2 separate regions of the Homo sapiens genome follow, and region 2 is linked to region 1. The links are chromatin loops, found by intact Hi-C in ENCODE. Cell type or tissue: IMR-90. All regions are shown on one strand. Each heading gives the region's core, and the rest is flanking DNA. Links, peaks and the distances in the headings are about the cores only. Region 1 has its middle 36 kb from the start of CNIH3-AS2. Region 2 has its middle 90 kb from the start of WDR26.

The links. Peaks named below come from ENCODE experiments on the same cell type or tissue, not always from the same donor. Only the 100,000 strongest peaks of a DNase experiment are listed, where the experiment ranks them.
Region 2: it touches region 1 in a loop (2.0-fold over the local background); 3 of 110 quality-filtered maps call a loop at or near these places.

What each region holds. Positions count from the first base shown.
Region 1 is chr1:224,574,879-224,584,589 of GRCh38, forward strand. It overlaps a transcript of CNIH3 not described here and the pseudogene AKR1B1P1. Among named protein-coding and RNA genes, the nearest start is that of CNIH3-AS2, 36 kb to the right of the region's middle. In IMR-90, for the core only: no CTCF peak of the experiment used is centred there; DNase peaks (open chromatin) are centred at 4,753 and 7,383.
Region 2 is chr1:224,519,557-224,529,267 of GRCh38, forward strand. It overlaps a transcript of CNIH3 not described here. Among named protein-coding and RNA genes, the nearest start is that of WDR26, 90 kb to the left of the region's middle. In IMR-90, for the core only: no CTCF peak of the experiment used is centred there; a DNase peak (open chromatin) is centred at 5,315.

The DNA.
Region 1 (9,711 bases), core at 603-8,602:
AGCTGGTGGATGAAGGGCTGGTGAAAGCTATTGGCATCTCCAACTTCAACCATCTCCAGGTTGAGAGGATCTTAAACAAACCTGACTTAAAGTATAAGTAGGTGGTTAATCAGATTGAGTGCCACCCGTACCTCACTCAGGAGAAGTTAATCCAGTACTGCCAGTCCAAAGGCATCATGGTGACTGCCTACAGCTCCTTCAGCTCCCCCGACAGGCCCTGGGCCAAGCCTGAGGACCCTTCCCTCCTGGAAGATCCCAGGATCAAGGCGATCACAGCCAAACACAATAAAACTACAGCCCAGGTTCTGATCTGGTTCCCCATGCAGAGGAACTTGGTGGTGATCCCCAAGTCTGTGACACCAGAATGCATTGCTGAGAACTTTAAGGTCTTCAACTTTGAACTGAACAGCCAGGATATGACCACCTTATTCAGTTACAACAGAACTGGAGGGTCTGTGCCTTGGTGAGCTGTGCCTCCCACAAGGATTACCCCTTCCATGAAGAGTTTTGAAGCTGTGGATGCCTGCTTGTCCCCAAGTGACCTATACCGTGTTTTCTGTCTCATTTTTTTTTTTCCTTGCAAAGGTAGTATGGCCTGTGTCACTCAGCAGTGGGAGAGCAACCTATAGAGTGGCCAGCGAGGGTGTGTCTAGCTTGATGTTGGATCTGAAGAGCCCTGTCAATAGAGTAGCTTTGCTTTGCCCTTCTTTTTGCCCAGCTGGGGAAAGTACAACCTGAATACCCTTTTCTGACCAAAGAGAAGCAAAATCTACCAGGTCAAAATAGTGCCACTAACAGCTGAGTTTTGACTGCTTGGAAATGTCATCCTTTCAGCAAGACTTCTCTTTACCTCAAATAAATGTGCTTTTTGTGGAAAAAAAAAAACTCACTGAAGAAAAATTACGAAGATCTATAAATATGTAGCAAAGTAGAATAGCCTTTGTACTAATTTCAAATCATGTCTCTATCACTTACCAACTGGGCAACTTTGAGTAGTGTATATATCTTCACTGCTTTTCTCAGGTCATGTTTGGGTGCAACAATTAGATACTTACTCAAGCTAGTACATATAAAAGGGAACTTTATTAAAAAGATATGGATCTTACAGCATCCAAAGAGCAGATGAACAACTGCATCCATTCTTGGTAACATTTATGGGAAACTGAGACTTAGGTAAGTTAAGTCTCTTAACTACTAAACCTTATGGGAGAGGAAATCCATAAATGTACTGAGAACTGCTTAGGAATGAATCAATTATGTGTTTTGTACTTACATGAATCTACTATTTTTCTAATGTATGTAAATGCTACTCTGAGTAGACAAGTTCAAGTATATTTTAAAGTGTGGCTTTTATCATGTTCTTTCTCAGCCAAGAGACAGTCAATATACATGGGAGTATCCATAAACTTTTTACTTTAAAAATAGTTCCTTTTAAAAAAAGTTATATATGTACATAGTTTAAAGAGTCAAATAGTAAAAGCGAAGAGCTTGATGGGAGTCCCCCTTCCATTCCCAACTTTGCCCTCTATTTCCTGCCCTTCAGAAATACTTATAATTTTTTGGAATTTACCTACATATCTCTAAATAACATGCTTGTCTTGCTCTTTCTTGACTTTTTTGGTAGTAGGAATAATCTACTTATTTCCCACTAAGGAAGAGAGGGATTTAGTTTTCTTTATACATTTCACTTTCACATGTGGTTAGTTAACATTCAGTGTTTGCATTCTTATGACCTATGTAAATGCTATTCACAACTGAGCCGTGTAGTATACTATGATTATTATTTCTTTCCTGTAAAGCCTTTTGTTTTTTTCTGAAGGTAATATTTGCCTTTTCTAGAGCCCACATAGTGAAAGCAAGAGTAAGTAAGCAAGCAAACAAACAAACCCACAAAACTCAAAAACAAATCTAGAGACATCACACATTACCTGACTTCAAACTATACTACAAAACTATTGTTACTGAAACAACATGGTACTGGCATAAAAGTGGGTGTGTAGACCTATGGAACAGAAAAGAGAACCCAGAAATAAAGCCAAATACAGCCAACTGATCTTCAGCAAAGCAAACAAAAACATAAAGTGGGACAAAGGACACCCTAACAAATGGTGCTGGGATAATTGGCAAGCCACATGTAGAAGAATGAAGCTGGCTCCTCATCTCTTACCTTATATAAAAATCAACTTAAGATGGATAAAGACTTAAATCTAATACCTGAAGTCACAAAAATTCTATATGACAATATTGGAAAAACTCTTCTAGACATTGGCTTAGGCAAGGACTTCATGAACCCAAAAGCAAATGCAATGAAAACAAAGATAAATAGATGGGACCTAATTAAACGAGAAAGCTACTGCACAGCAAAAGAAATAATCAACAGAGTAAACAGACAACTCAGAGAATGGGAGAAAATATTCACAAACTGTGCATCTGAGAAAGGACTAATATCCAGAATCTACAAGGAACTCAAACAAATCAGCAAGAAAAAAACCAAATAATCCCATCAAAAAGTGGGCAAAGAACATGAATAGACAATTCTCAACAAATATATATATACTAATGCCCAACACGAAAAAATGCTCAACAACTGTAATTATCAGGGAAATGCAAATCAAAATCACAATGTGACACCAACTTACTCCTGCATTTGAATGGCCATGATTTAAAAATAAAAAAAAAATAACAGATATTGGCATGGATGTGGTGAAAGGAGAACACTTTTATACTGCTGGTGAGAATGTAAACTAGTACAACCACTATGGAAAACAGTATAGAGATTTTTTAAAGAACTGAAAGTATTGTAGAACTATTGTTTGATCCAGCAATCCCACTACTGGGTATCTACCCAGAGGAAAATAAGTCATTATATGAAAAAGACACTTGCACATGCAGGTTTATAGCAGCATAATTCACAATTGTAAAAATATGGAACCAGCCTAAATGCCCATCAACCAACAAATGGATAAAGAAAATGTGGTGTATACATATACCATGAAATACTATTTAGCCATAAAAAGGAACAAAATAATGGCATTCAAAACAATCTGGATGGAGTTGGAGACCATTATTCTAAGTGAAGTAACTCAGGAATGGAAAACCAAACATCCTATGTTCTCACTTATGAGCAGGAGCTTGCAGGGAAGGGTGGGAGGGAGGCAAAGGATAAAAAACTGCATATTGGGTACAGTGTACACTGCTCGGATGAAGGGTGGACCAAAATCTCAGAAATCACTACTAAAGAACTTTTCCATGCACCCAGACACCACCTCTTCCCCCAAAACTATTGAAATAAAAATTAAAAAAATAAAAACAACAATGACGACAACAAAAAGCTATTCCAACTGGTAAAATAAAAAGTTAAACATTCGCCTTTTCTGTTTGGTAGTTAGTTTTCTTTGTACTTACTACTAATTTATTTCCCTAACTTGCTCCCAAGATATAAATCTGCCTTCAGTACTTAAACACATTAGGTATTTCCAACAATTTCATCTTCTTGATGATTCCAGAACCTTCTGACTTGCTCCAGGCTGGGCTACTTATGCTCTATGCCTACTGCACAGCTGCCATCTTAAGGGTTTCCTTCACCATTATCCTAGAAATTCCCTTTGCCTTCCTTGTTTTTGATCCCCTGTATTCCGTATCCATTGTCTTTCTCTTTCTTAGTGAGTCTCTCATTTTGGTGACTGGTACTATTATTTGGTGTAGGTACTAGTACCTAGTATCTCCCTGATAAAGGTTGCATGAGAAGTGTTTTGAGATCTTATATACCTAAAAATGTCTTTATTCTGCCTACACACTCAATTACAGTTTGACTCTACAAAATTTTGGATTAGAAAACACTTTCTCTGCCTCATTATCTTCTAATTTCCAGTGTTGCTGCTAATTCAATGTCTTTCTGATTCTTTATACTTTTGTTGAAACTCCCTTCTCCGTCTTTCTCCTCTTTCTGAAAGCTTGTAGGATTTTCTCTTTGGTTGTCTAAAGTTTCACAGAGTATTTTTGTGTTTTCATCTGTTGTGCTGAGAGTTCAGAGGGCCCTTTCAATCTGGAAACTCATGTTTTCCATCCAGGGATATCTCAATTATTTCTTTGTCGATGTCTTGTTTTTCATGTAGAGAGTAGAGAACAACTCTATTGAAATTTTTTGTTCAGATGTTGGACCTCCTGAACTGATCATGTTTCTTTTTTCTTTTTTTTTTTTTCTTTCTGTTTTCTCTCTCTGCCTTTGGCTCTATTTCTGAGTGATTTCTTCCATTTTAACATCTTGCCCTTGAGATATTCATCTTGTCATCTTTTTTAATTTCTAAGAACGCCATTTTTGAGGTTCCTTTTTGTCTTTTCATAAGCTCTGTTTCCTCCAAGTTGTTGTTTTCTGTTTATTTATTTTGGCCTCTGTCTTTCATTGTAAAGGTTTTCCTCAAATGCCGCAATGAGTCTCAGCCCATTGTATTTGAGTGGTGTCTCCATAGAGTCCATTGGAAACTCTGAGCATGTTGGGTGTGACTTGTCAAATGTGGGTTTTACTAGGCTGGTCTGGCTGAAGAACTTCTTTGACAAATCTCTTTATGTCAGTATCTCTAGGTCATTTGTATTGGGATCTGATTCTGCAAGGAAGGCTCCTCCAGTGTTCCATCTAGATGGTAAAAGTCTGGCTGACAATGTCTAGGGACTGAGTGTACTATGGTTTAGATATTTGACCCCTGCAAACCTCATGCTGAAATTTGATCACCAGTGCTGGAGGTGGAGTCTAATGGGAGATGTTTGGGTCATGAGGGTGGATTCCTCAGGAAGGGATTGGTGTCGTCCTCATGGTAATGAGTGAGTTCTTGCTCTGTTAGTTCCTGAGAGAGCTGGTTGTTAAAAAGAGCCTGGAACTTTCCCCCCCTCTCTCTTTCTTCCTCTCTGGCCACATGAGCTTTGCACAGACCAGCTCCTGTTTGCCATTTGCCATGATTGGAGACAGCCTGAGGCTCTCACCAGATGCCCAGTGTTCCAGTCAGCAGAATTGTGTGTTAAATAAGCCTTTTCTTTTCTTTATACCCAGCCTTAGGTATTCCTTTCTAGCAACACAAACGGACAAAGACAGAGTGAACATAAGCCTGGGGTGGATGTTGGTGGGGAGTGTCTCGAAATCAGTCTGTAAATCTTCAACAGATTCCTTGCTCATGTTTTTAATATGTTATCCCTACCCTCAGCTGTGCCTAGAATCCTGACATTTTACCCCAATAAGAGAGTAAACATCTAGTCTTCAGCCAAGTGCTGAGGGAATGACGGGCTGGGGAGTATCTAACTATATCTTAAATAGACTTTGAGTCAGACCCCTTATATTTGGCCCCCACTTTCATCCATACTCCCAAAGGTACCTGGGCTGGTTTAGGATTCAGCCTTCTAAGTCAGTGATCAGCCACTCATCCATCTGCTTTCCAGTTTCCGTTACCATTGTAAACCAAAAAGTATCTGACACAAGCCTCCACCAATGTAGAGGTTTATTTTGCCAAGGTTGAAGACATGCCTGGGAAAAGGAGACATAAGCCACCGTAGGATCTGTAGCCTGTGCTTTTTCTGAAGAGGATTTCAAGGGCTTCAATATTTAAAGCGGAAAAGTGGGCAAAAGGGGAAAGGGCAAAGCGAAAAAAGGAGGTCGCATTCTTCTGAATCCACATGTTACACATGAAAAGGAGGGGTAGGCCAGTAATCCCAGCACTTTTGGGAGCCCAAGGTGGGTGGATCATGAGGTCAGGAGATCGAGACCATCCTGGCTAACATGGTGAAACCTTGTCTCTACTAAAAATACAAAAATTAGCCAGGCATGGTGGTGCATGCCTATAATCCCAGCTACTTGGGAGACTGAGGCAGGAGAATCGCTTGAACCAGGGAGTCGGAGGTTGCAGTGGCCACAGCCTGATGACAGAGCGAGACTCTGTCTCAAAAAAAAAAAAGAAAAGGAGGGGTAGAGGGAACAGTTAATTATGTATTCACCTTGTGTTTAATGAATCTGCACTTTACATAAGATAAACACAGAGTAGAGAAAGCAGTCAAATATGCATTCATCTTGGGGTAGATGAGGACAATTCTAGTCTCCTCTTTTCCCATACCATGAGGATAGGCTGTTAATTTACATTGTCAGGGTGAGGGAGGCCCCCAGTGGAAACATATGGCCTCTATCTGTGGCTCTCAGTTTAGGAACAAAAGAAAATGCAATTGTTTTCTTTGTTTTTTTGTAACTTGGCTTCCAAGCTTAATTTTTCCCTGTTGGCATAGTGAATTTGGGGTCCTGAAATTTTATTTTCCTTTCATACCATGTTGCTTTTGTCTTTGTCCTTTTCACTTTGTTCTGGGGATTTAGGCTTTACCCAAGTCTTTTTCCGGTTTTGATGGTTTTTTTGGAGAGATTGGAGGCTGAGTGTGTTTAGTCTTCCATCTTTAACCAGAACCCTGACATTTCTTGAAGTAAAAAAGGCATCATTACAGGGAAAAGACCGGAAATCATTGCTTAGTGATTCCTAATCAGTTCTCTTACTTTCTTCTACCCTTTTGAAAACCTTTTCCTTTCCTGTTTCTTTTTCACAGGTTTCTACTATGTCTTGATTAATCTGATTGTGTGTATTGACTAATTGAGTGGTACAAATAATAATCAGACACATGACAAATTTCTCCTTGCTCTTGAGAATACAATAAGAAGAGCCCAAAGCGTGTTGGATACCTCCTCACTGGCTCCCTTTAAGAGAAGTAAATTGTGCTTCTTTTGAAAACAGTGCTATTGCATATAGTTGGCATCATGAGAGAAAAAAAGAATTGTCATTCTTATGAGCCCATTATTTTGTTATTGATTGGTTGGCTTTTTAAAGGTGACAGGAATCATTTTTCTTTTCTCGGAAGATGATTTAAGGTCAAATTTAGCTCATCTCCTTTGCCAAGGATCTTTGGGGATAACATTTAAGTCACTTATAAACCTAGACTTTGAGAGACAGACTCTTCATACCTAAATTACAGGGGGATAAGGAGGACTGTGGGAAGCCTGGAGAGCAGGTAGCTGCAGCTGCACATCCTGGATGCCTTTTCACATCTCTGGAATCAGACTGAGTGTGCGTGAGGTTGTAACATTAAACATTTATCTGTACAGGTGATGGGGGTGGACATGCACAAAATAGGGAAAGAATCATGATAACAAAAATTGGACAGAGGGGGTGTGGGGAGGGCTGTGGAAGCTGGTTCCTCTTCCTGACAACCTTTGCCTTTTCTTTCATAATATTTACATACAATTCAGCTGTTTGGCTTTGACATGCTGAGGGCCTGGGGTTCCCTTCATCCTTTCTTTGTGCCTCCTCCAGCTGTTCCTGGGTTTATTTATTTCTTTTAACTGCTATTTATAGTCCATAGGTAGCCACAGATGGCCAGTTCTTAAAGTGTGTTGGTGTGTGAACAGAATTTTAGAGGTAAACATTTTCTTATTATGTGCAGAGACAGATGTGGCTGGGCTTTTCTTTTGTAGGGTTTGTCCATGACAAGTATGTTACATAAAGATAGAAAAGAACAGAGCACGGTTTTTTTTTTCCTCCCTAATGTAGCTACCAGTTAATTTTTAATCTAAAATAATGGTGATGGATTTTGAAGTGCCTGGGGCGGTAGCCTGTGTGCAATACACCTGGATCAATCACCGCAGAACTTCCTTCTTACGTGTACATGTAATGAAATGGAAGACACTTTATTCACCCAAATTCTTCTTGGAGAGAAGGAGTATGAGTTTGGAAGAAATATTTTGAGAAGCCTGTTGAAATCAGCGTGGGGGACTCCAAGTGGCATATTCAGGAATCAGAAGGTGTTCCAAATGCCTTCTAAAGAGGCTGAGACCTGCCATATGGAGGACTTTGTTTTTCTCAATACTAAGATGGTCAGGTCTATAAGTTCGGAGGTTTGGAGCTGCCATGTATCTAAATTGCTCTTAATAATAGAGGGGAAAAAGAATTTGCCTTTGTTGATTCACTTATCTGTTCATTATTTCAGACATCTTTGTTGAGTCCTTTCTCTCCATGGTACTCGGCCACATTGCCTGAGTGGATGTGTTGCTGGGGCACACAGCATGTGCTGGGAGTTTACAGAAGCTTCAGAATATACATGGGCCATCTTCCTGGGGCATTAGTGGACTCCATAAGTGGATTATGGAGATGCAACATTCATCTCCATTTGTAAAAACATTACATTTTAAAGAAGTTATTCTGGGTCCACTTGAGTCTGTGCTCTTAGATATTTCCTCCTCTTTCATAGTATGTACTTACTGTCCCCAGGCACATGCAAAGTGCTGTAAGATTTCACAGGATGGAGAGAACATCTGTGGCAGTGGACAGAGTCGTGAGTGACCACAGAAGGCTTTCTGGAGGCAGGACTTGAGGTGAGTTTCAAAGGACTAGGGGTGTGTATTAGGGAGCAATTGGTGAATGTGTGTTTGGGAGAGGGCCATGCCGGGTGAGGGAATGTCATGAATCCCAGCTCAATGGTGGAAATGTCAACCAGAGTGGACCAGTTTGGCCACACTATGTGAGAGTGAGGGATAAAATCTGAGTTGCATATGGGGATCAGCAGGTAAGAGACACCCATCAACTCTCCCGTTCATTATTAGAAATTTCTGATGATTTTGGACATCATCAAATAGATAGTTTAGGGAAGATAACAAGAGGATGGTAAGCTATGGTGGAGGGTGAGTTTAGACACCAAGTTGTTTGGTTTAGTGATTCCTAATCAGAGATGCACTTCAGACTTACCTGCAGAACATTTTAAACTAACAATGCTGGGGCTCCTACCATTGGAGACTCTGATTCAGTAGGTCTGTTGTAGAGCCTATGGAGTCTGTATGTGGAAGAGTTCTTCAGCCAATTTTGTTATATTCCCTGGCTAAAAATCCATGAAATAGAAGGTGATTGTAATGGCCTACTTTTAATGTAATGGAACTTGGATTTCTGGTGGTGGCAAAGGAAATGGATAAGAAGGGTTGAATTTGAAACACTTTGTAATACAAGAATAAGCAAGACATGAATTGATATTAGACCAGTCGCTGCTCCAATGTATGTGATGTTCTGGACCATACCCCACTTCCTGTCGTATTTTCCACATTAGCATAGCTAAGTTCTGCAACTCACTCACCACTGCATTAGCCTCACTTATAGCCCTTTCTTTGGAAATAATTTCACTGACAGCATAGTTCTTTGAGAACTTAGCGGACAACTTTTAAAAAGGATATTTTTGCACATCATTATTGCTGACACTATTATTATTCATGTTTTAAAAGCTATTTTATTATAAATCTCAGCTTGAGTTTTGTTCAATTCTGCTCTTTAAAAGAAAGTTACAATACACAGAACAAAGGCATTAGAAAAAAGAAATTTTCAAGTTTCTATTGCATAGAGAAGTATACAGTCCCCATAAACATTCCAGGTCTAATTTGTCCTTGAACATCCTTAGAATAACGGTAGACTTAAAGACAATATTATGCCTGGCAGTATTTAGGACAGCAAGGCACTTCTTGATTTTGGACAAACAGGATTTAAGTTTTGTTTGGGGGCTAGAAAAATAAATAACCAGTTCTATCACAAACCCTTTATGCCGGAGTAGACAATATTTCACTAAAAGACAGAGAAAAAGTGCTGATGTAAATCCTTCCTTTTTGGGAAGCTGATTCTTTTTGTCATGGAAGAAAGACTGGTAAAAATATTCACA
Region 2 (9,711 bases), core at 1,207-9,206, 55 kb before region 1:
TATTTTATGTGTGCGTGTACATATATACATGTTATATATGTAATATATTAAATAATATATATAATATACACATCACATATACATTTTGTGTGTGTACTCTTCATGCAGAAGTGGCAGGAAATATGTATATGTATACTATATATGTACACACATAAAAATATATAATATGTGACATGTATAGTTTATATTATATATATTATTTAATATGTATCTCCTGTTGGTTCTGTTTCTTGGGAGAACTTTGACTAACACGGTAGCTACTAGCCACATGTGGCTATTGAGATGGAAATGAATTAAAATTAAATATAATTAAAATTGATTTTGTCAGTCACAGTAGACCACATTTCAAGTGCTTACTAGCCAATGTGGATAGTGACTACTCTGTTGGACAGTGCAGAATAGAATATTTCCATCACTGTAGAAAGTTCTATTGACTAGTGCTAGTTTAGAGTACCCAGAGGCCAAGGCTCTGTATCCAGTTGAAAAACAGCAAACCTTTCTCCCAGGGTGACTCAACAACAGCTGCATCTTTGCCACATCTCCCCTGGCACCATTTACTATTATTATTTTGTTCTCTGTTGCTCAAGGATTCACCATGGCTTGGAAATGAAGGAAACAATTTCTCTGCTTCTACACTTTGTGAAAGTACATAAAATTTTAGGACACCCTAAATTTATTATGCAGCACAACATCTCTCAAGCCTTACACAGAAAGGCTTGAGCACAACACATTAAGCCTTATATAGAAAGATGTTGAAATTCTGTAAAGCTTTCCTAAGCTTTGTCGATATAAGCGATCCCACACCTCTACACTTAAGAACACTGACTTCCATTCTTTGGAATCTGTGCTTCCCAAGCAGGCTCATCCTCAACATTTGCTCTTGAACAAACTCTCTTTAAAACAGATTCTGACCTTTTTATTATTTTAGGTGGACAACTAGTTCACATAGAGATATGTAAGAGTTAGATTGAACCACATGGAATTGCCTTTTTTGTAGATCAGAAAAAGCATTGAATTGAATATTGTCAGTTTCATAAGGTTCAGGCTAATACAAAGTGAAGTGAGAACAGTGATAGAGGTTCTGGGACAGGAAGTGCATGCATAGCTTGTGTTCCTTTTTCAGTCCCGAATTTGTGTACTGTGAGATGGGGATAATCCAGGTGGTTTCATCTTAAGGAAGGATGGCTGACTGAACTCCTGCTTATTCCTTGCCTGCCACAGCTGCATGAAGAGAGGCTCATGTGTGTTTATGGAGAATAGTTATGGGAGAGTTAGAGTATATACAGCTGTAAGAACCAGAAAGCCTGAAAACCAATGGCTTTATACATACTGCATTCTGAACAAGCATCCTGGAGGTGGTATTTCTGGATCTGGATCAGTAATTCCATGTCGTCAGGGCACTAACTTGGCATCTCTGCTTTTCTCTCCACCTTCCCCCTACAGTCCACAAGATGGCTGCTGTGGCTCCAGGCATCACGTCCACATGCAAATCCATCCAGAGGCAGGAACTGGGAATAGGCTTGGAGGTGGCCAGGACAGCAAGTGGGCTGTCTGTATAAACCTCCCCTCCACTTGGGAAGGAAAATCACCCCCCAAGTCGATTTTCTGTCCATCTTATTGATCAGAGAGCGTTATAAATTCACCCATTAAATAATCTGGACAAGGGGAGCGTGCATGTTGTCCTTGGTTTAGACTGGTTATGATTTATGCCCTGAAATTGGACATATTGCCAAGCAAGCGAAATTGAGATTCCATCAGCCAGGAAGAAGGGGTAAGGATGATGAATATTGGGTAGGCACATGATAGGGGTTGTCACAAGTTTTAAGATGCTTTCAATTAGTAAATAACTGTCAAGATTACCTTTTGTTTTCACCTGCCCAGTCTCCATTGTGCCTCCTTCAGAAACACACACTGGGTTTTCTTTGGGTGTGAAGGGGCCTCTGTGTCCATCATTCCAGTGTGAGCACATGATCTGAGCCCGGTCAGTGAGGTTTAATTTCAGGACTTTGGTTGGAACTCTTGGGAAAGACAAGTTCTCCCTGACCTGGGGTGTTTGAAAAGATAACATGCTAGCCTGGAATTGTTGGGGGCTATTTTACCTGCCTACCTACCTGAATGAATGAATGGTTGACTGAATTAAGCTGACACAAAGGGGTGGTAGAGGGATGAGGAGAGGAGAACAGAGGGATGGTGAGAAACTTGGTCCAAATGAAATTGCTTGAGACCGGTATGCAGCTGTGACAGATGATTCAGTTACATGACATAATAAATCTTTCCCTCATCCCCCACCTTATTTTTTTCTTTTGTATGTAAGTTAGTTTGAGTTGCAAAAGATTACTGACAGGAATGGTACCTAGCAATGGAGTGTTACAAGTAATAGACCCTAAAATGTGGATTGGCAAATTGCAGGTAGAATGGAAGGCAATAAAGTTCTCCTATCCCTGGCTAAGAAGTTGGCAGTCTTTGTTATGCTCCGATAAAGCATATTAAATTGTTGCCTGTTCTCCCTTAGGACTCACAGCATGTGCCATTGGAGATTGGATCATTAAAGTACTTGATAGAACTTGTCAGGCTGTGGAGTGTGTAGGCTACTTCCTGAAGTTCTTAGTGAGTTCCTATGAGAAAAAGACAAGCTTCTATCATCTGAAAGTTAAAAAAAAAGAAAAATGTGTCTTTGATAAAAGAAGTCCTTTCTCTTTTGGTAACTGAGAGCCAGACAACACTGTACTTTGCAGGGTTGGAAAAAATGAGTTCTCTGTTACATGATGAAACTCATTCCAGCAAAGACAGAGACACTGGAAACAGAATAGAAGATACTACTAAAATTGGGAAGGAGCTGGAGTCTGATTTTGACTCCTCCAGGACAGATGACAACCATCCTCGGGGTTATCAAAAGTTGTCACTGCAGAGTGAAAGCCCAAGCCACAGGTGGGAGAAGGTATTGCAGCGTGTCTAACTGGTAAAGTGCTCCTATCTGGAATACACAAACAACTCCAGCAAATAAATCAGTAAATCACAAAAGGACAGTCAGTTCAATAGAATAGTGAGAGGAAGAGATTGACAGGGCATTTCACAACAGATGACAATGAACAGGAAAAGTGCTCAGCCTCACCTGTCATCAGGGACATGCCTGGAAACAGCAAGGAGATCCCACTACACATTCTAGGAGAACAGCTAAAACCTAAAAAAACAACTGATCATATCAGTGTTAATGAATATGTGGAACTGTTGGAACCCTCATCCTCTGCTGGTGGGAGTATAAAGAGGCCCACATACTTTGGAAAACAGTGTGGCATTATCTATTAAAGGCAAATGTATGCATATCTTACTACAAAGCAATTCCACTCCTAGGTCTATGTGTGCGTATGTGTAAGAAAAAACACAAAAAATGTGCTGGCTTGGTGCCATGGCTCAAGCCCTTAAGCCCAGTGTTTTGGGGAACCTGAGGCAGGAGTATTGTTTGAGACCAGGAATTCGAGACCAGCCTGGGCAACATAGGAAGACTCCATCTCTACAAAAAATAAAAAATAAAATTAGATGAGCATGGTACTGTGTACTTGTAGTCCTAGCTACTTGGGAGGCTGAGGCAGAAGGATCGCTTGAGTGCAGGAGTTCAAGGTTATAGTGAGCTATGATTGGGCCACTGCACTCCAGCCTGGGTGACAGAGAGGGACCCTGTCTCAAAAAAAAAAAAAGTTCTTAGCAACATTGTTTATAATAGTCCCAAATTGAGAAAACCTAAATACCCATCAACAGCAGAGTGGGTAAATACGTTGTGGTGTAGTTTTGCAATGAACACTTTGTAAATACACAGAACAAACTATTGCTATGTGCAACAACATGAAATAATCTTGCAGATATAATTTTGAGTGAAAGAAGCTTGATATGATGAAATACCATAGAGTCTCATTTATGTAAGACTCAAGACCAGGCAAAATGAATATATGGTGTTAGAACTCAAGTGAATGGAGACCTTTGAGGACAGGGGAAAGGGTTGGTGATAGGAAGGGGAAAAGAGGGGCTTCTGAGGTCCTGGTTTTGTTCTATTTCTCAACCTGGCGATGGTTACACAGAGGTGCTTACTTTGTGATGATGTGTGTGGGCTGTAAGATGTGTGATCTCTGCACTTCTCTATATGTGTGTTACATGTCAATAAAAATGTTAAAAAGTCTCCTAATCATAGACTATGGAGGAAGAGATGGCTGTGAGAGTACAAATCAGTGATTCATTAAAATAATAATTATCCCTGAGCTGCAGGGCAAGAGGCACATTAGTAGGGCCTCCCCATTCCAGGCTGTAGTTTGAATTTCACTGATGCAGAGGTTAAAGTGGAGGCCATTAAGCTGAGAAGGAGGATGGAGCCCTGAGGCTGCTGCTAAGAAACAAAACTCCCAGGCCAGAGTCTAGATGAGGACACTGTCTCTTGCTTTGCCTAATGTCCCATGAAATGACCAGATGCAAATGGACTGAAAAAGTACTAAGTTATAAACTTCTTAGGGAATTGCTTTGCCAGAAAACTCCCAGCATGATTAAAAAGGGCCTCTGGTCAGCCCAAGGTAAACCCCTGCTCCCAAATCTGCACCATCTGGAAATGGGTCACTAAAGGATCCTCCCAGGGTCCCACCTCAGATGTGGAAATGGAGGACGACTGGCAAAGGGGACCCTCTCAGAGGGCAGAACCAGGGTTGTCAGATCGGCTGGTCAAGGACCTCAGTCCCCTGCTAGTGTGAGTCCTTGCTGTTCTTGTCCAACAGACCATGATGTACATAAAGGACTGGTGATCACAGTAGGCTGTTTCCCCTTCTCATTTCCAAATGGGAAATTCTGTTATATTCTGCTATTTTCTCTTCTGTCTTATATACTGAGTGTGTTGGGTTGGTTTACATTTATCCTTTAGCCTCTAGGGTATCAAACTATGAATTGCTATATACAGATCACCTTGATAGATATCTGTATGACCTTGAGATCTTGGTCTTGGAGCTGGGTGCAAAAACAGGGGCATAATTTTGGGTTGTCTATGACTGTAGAGGGAATGACTTAGTTTTTGAAAGTATGTAGTATAGTTGCATTGTGTTAGGTAGGGATATTACTGAAATTGAACAAATGCAAAGAAGGATGTGTATAGAAAATGAGAAGCCAAGGGGTGGGTTGTTGGGTGTATTTGTTATTTTTGCCTTCAAGTATCAATTTCTTCCTCTTATGATAATAGCTCCCTGATTTTCTTTTGGAGAAACAGTGTCTTCCCAACCGAGATTGTGTGGTTTATCCCTTTCCCTTGATCACAGTGGTTGATTCAGAGATAGGCAAGTGACTCAGACCAGGAGCCCAAGCGATGAGATCAGATTCCAGAACATTTGAGAATCTCCTGGGAGAGAAGAGTTCCCTTTGCACTGATGCTGTTAGACTATAGGATATAAATCTGTAGCGGTTGGGTGCTCTCTTGCCATTACATAGGAAGTATCCGCCTAAATGTAGCCATTCAAGATGAAAACAAAGCAGGAAAAAAAGAGAGACCAAGTTTGATGTTCTAATCTAAGCTCTCATGGCAATTACCCTCCTGTATGTTTTAGTTGCACGGACCCCACAAATCTCATATTTTGCTTGAGATCACATGAGTTGGGTTTCTGAAACTTTCAACTGAGAATCTTATAATTGCGACCAGCTATGGGAAATGCACAAACACTTCCGTGTGTTTTGCATATATTTGGTGTCATGCAACTTTTAACTAAATGAAAGGAGAGTGGCTTTTACTGAAATGCCTAAGTTGCAGGCATTAACCCAGTGGGGGAAGACCTAGTTGAGTATATTCTTTCATTTCCTTGCTTTGGCATCCAAGGCTTGGGAGCAGTCCATATCAGGAATTCATTGCTCAGGTCCGCATAGCTTGTTTTTCCCTCCTCCCAAGTGAAGAGCATCAGACCTTCCACAGTCAGGGTGTGTCCTTGTGAATTTCCAGCTGAGCCAGCTCACTGATGCATGGATGCCACAATGATGGCAGTATTTTCTGCTCTACACGCACATGTAACAGCAGTGTGTTCTACCCAGGAAATGGGGGGTGGAGGCAGTAGCTTTGTGGGCCATCACCCTTGGGCCTAGGATAGCATGGAATATAGCAAGATCTGTGGTGTTCAAGGGTCAGGGATGTGTATTAGATTCAGTCTGAGTCACAAGTAGGTGAAACAGTGAGATTAGGGAAGGATGGAATCCTGGGAGTACGAATGGAAGGAGCCAAAAGCTGAGGAGATGGGGGTATCAGAATAAGATCCAGGAAATACAGAATAAGAGTTAGAAACTGGCCAGGCAGAAGAGCCAGGAGACAGAGATGCTCTAAGGAGGCACTGGACAGGCCTGCCATACACTGGAGAATGGAGTTTGTGCTGCTTGAGGGTATGTTGAAGGGTTTGCCTGAGCTATGTGCTACCACTAAGGTATCACCATGCCTGGTGAGCTCTGCGGGGTTCTCTCTCATCCTCTGCTTCAGCTGGGCACTGTGTCACATGTATGTGCTCTGGATCAGAGACCAGAATGGGAGCACAGCAGATTCACTTAACTACAGTTACATTTGCTGGTTTTTTCTATTACAAATGTATGAATTTTATCCTCCTACAAAACTTCAAGTCAAAACTCCTCCTCAGCATCTGGCTAACCAGGCAAAAGTAGGTGCTTTCTAGGGTCTGAATGTTGGTGTCCCCCCAAATTCATATTTGAAACTGAATCCCCAATGTGATCGTATTAAGAAGTTAGGTCTTTTGGGAAGTGATTAAGCCACAAGGGCAAACTAATGAACCATGAATGGGATTAGTGCCCTCGTAAAAGACTGAAGGGAGCTTTTTTCCCCCTTTGTGCCATGTGAGGACACAGCAACAAATTACCATCTGTGAAGCAGAGAGCTCCCACCAGACACCGGAGCTGCTCGTGCCTGAGCTTGGACTTCATGCCTCTGGAATGGTGAGAAATAGATTTCTTTTTTGCGGGTGGGAGAGCAGATTCACTTTATTTATTTATTTATTTTTTGCAATGCAGCATGTATTTGGAGGGCTTTAGGTCTCAGTATTACAAATTATCTCCATTGAGAAATAAATTTTTGTTGTTTATAAGCTACCTAGTCTAAGGCATTTTGTTATAGCAGCCTGTATTCGGTCATTCTTTCATTGCTACAAAGAAACACCTGAGACTGGGTAATTTATAACAGGTTTAACTGGCCCATGGTTCTGCAGGCTGTACAGGAGGCATAGCGATGGCTTCTGCTTCCGGGGAGGCCTCTAGAAGCTTCCAATTATGGTGGAAGGCAAAGCGTGAGCCTACACATAACATGGTGAAAGAAGGAGCAAGAGAGAAGCGGAGAGGGGGCCACACACTTCTAAACAACCAGGTCTCATGAGAACTCACTCACTATCACGAGGAAGCACTAAGCCATTCATGAGGGCTCCAGCCCCATGACCCAATCACCTCCCATCAGGCCCGCCTCCAACATTGGGGATTATATTTCAACCTGAGATTTGGCGGGTACAAATATCCGACAATGTCACAGCCGAAACAGACTAAGACAGGGCTGAAAAAACTTGATGAGCGTGAGTGCTCACTGTGTGTATATGCAAAGTGTGTGGGGGACAGGTGCTTGGGGGGACATGAAGATGAACCCTGCACAGATCTTGCATACCAGGGGCTTGTACTGCTGAGGGAGGCATCACAGGGGCTCTAGCCTGCTGTCAATCCTGTGCCCTACTGACATTGTAAATAACCGCATTTATCACCCATCTGTTCAAGGAATTGTGTGAGCCACTAAGGTAATTTTTTAATTCCAGAAAGAGAGAAAATACTGTTTCTTACTGCAGGAAACTTTATTTTCTTCACTTCACAAAAGCACCAGTGAAACGGCTGTTGAATAAAATTGTGAACTTTGCCTGATGGGTGTCACTAAGGCAGCAGATCCTAAAACAGGGGCTGGCGTGTGCTCATATCAGGCTGTTTGATGAACACTTTGCTACCAGTTACTCCACTCTGTATTTATAGCACAACATGATTTTACTAAAACCCTACGATGGAATCTTATGCAGAATTTTATGCAAAGTAGTTTCTAAAAAGACTTTTAAAGTCATGGAAAATTGGCTTGGATACAATGTTAGGCAATAAAAACAGGACTCATATATAGAGTTTGTAAAAAAAAATATATTTGAGATGATGGATATCCTAATTACCCTGATCTAATCACTGTACATTAGATGCATCAAAACAATAGTATGTACCCAATAAATATATAATTATGTGTCAATTACAAATATAAAAGTATCAAAATTATATATGTGTATGCATATACATATATCTATATCTATACAATAATAATACTTCTTTTAAAGTATATCTGAATAGCTGGATCCGTATCTGTATATGTACACACACATAAGAGTTCAAGGAAAATCCTGGGCTGGGTGCAGTGGCTCATGCCTGTAATTCCAGCACTTTGGGAAGCTGAGGTAAGAGGATTGCTTGAGGCCAGGAGTTCAAGACCAGAGTGGGCAACATGGCAGGACCCCCATCTCTATAAAAAATACAAAAAATTAGCCAGGTCTGGTGGCACATGCCTGTAGTTTGAGCTACTTGGGAAGCTGAGGTGTAAGGATTGATTGAGCCTGGGAGGTCAAGGCTGCAGTATGCTATGATCATGTCACTGCACTCCAGCCTGGGTGACAGTGCAAGGCTCTGTCTCTAAAACAATAAAATAAAATTAACAAAATGCCTATTTTTTGAAATTTTATTTACTTATTTATTTATGTATTTTTAAGAGACAAGATCTTATTATATTGTACAGGTTGGAGTGCAGTGGTGTGATCATGGCTCACTGTAGCCTTAACCTCCTGAGCTCAAAGGATCCTGCTCCCTTAGCCACCTGAGTAGCTGGTACCATGGTGGGCATCACCACACCTAGAAAATTAAAAAAATTTTTTTAGAGAGTTGGGGGTCTCGCTTTGTTGCCCATGCTGGTCTTGAACTCCTGGCTTCAAGTGATCCACCTCAGCCTCCTGGAGTGCTGGGATTACAGGCATGAGCCACAGCAGCTGGCCAATGCCTGGTGCTAATAGTAGTTAACATTTAGGTCATAGAGTTACAGGCAATTTGGGTTTTCTTCCTTTGTATTTTCAAATTTTCTATAATGATTATGTGTTGTTTTTCTACATGATTATATTTTATGGTCACAATATAAAGACAAATTCATTTTTAAAAAGAATTACCTGAAACCTATGAACAATAATAATGTATTTGACAATGTCCCATGTGGAGCATATCACAAATATCCTACATTTTAGAGACTACCCAACTTGCGCGTGGTCATTTAGGAAGCTAATGGTGGGATTAAGAATTGAATTTGGAGAATGTTGAGGTTCTTTGCTGTCTTCCTGACAGCCCTTGCCCATGTGCTTATGGTAGGCAGACTGCTGGCATCACTGTTTCATGGACTGTGTACCATTTGGGGGAAGAGGAGATGGACACTGTGAGGGCGAGTCGGCTGGGGCAGCCTCCCCCAGGCAGCTCTCCCTGCTCCCACCGGAAATGGGAAAGCAGGGTGAGTCATAGGTCAGGTGGCCTCCTGCATCTTGATTTCCAGCTTGTTTAAGTTTGTAAGTTCAGAGCAGCTGTTCAGCTTTGTTCTTACTTTGTTTGTGTTACACTGGTATCCAGTGATCCATTGGCACAGAGACACAGTTTCTACTT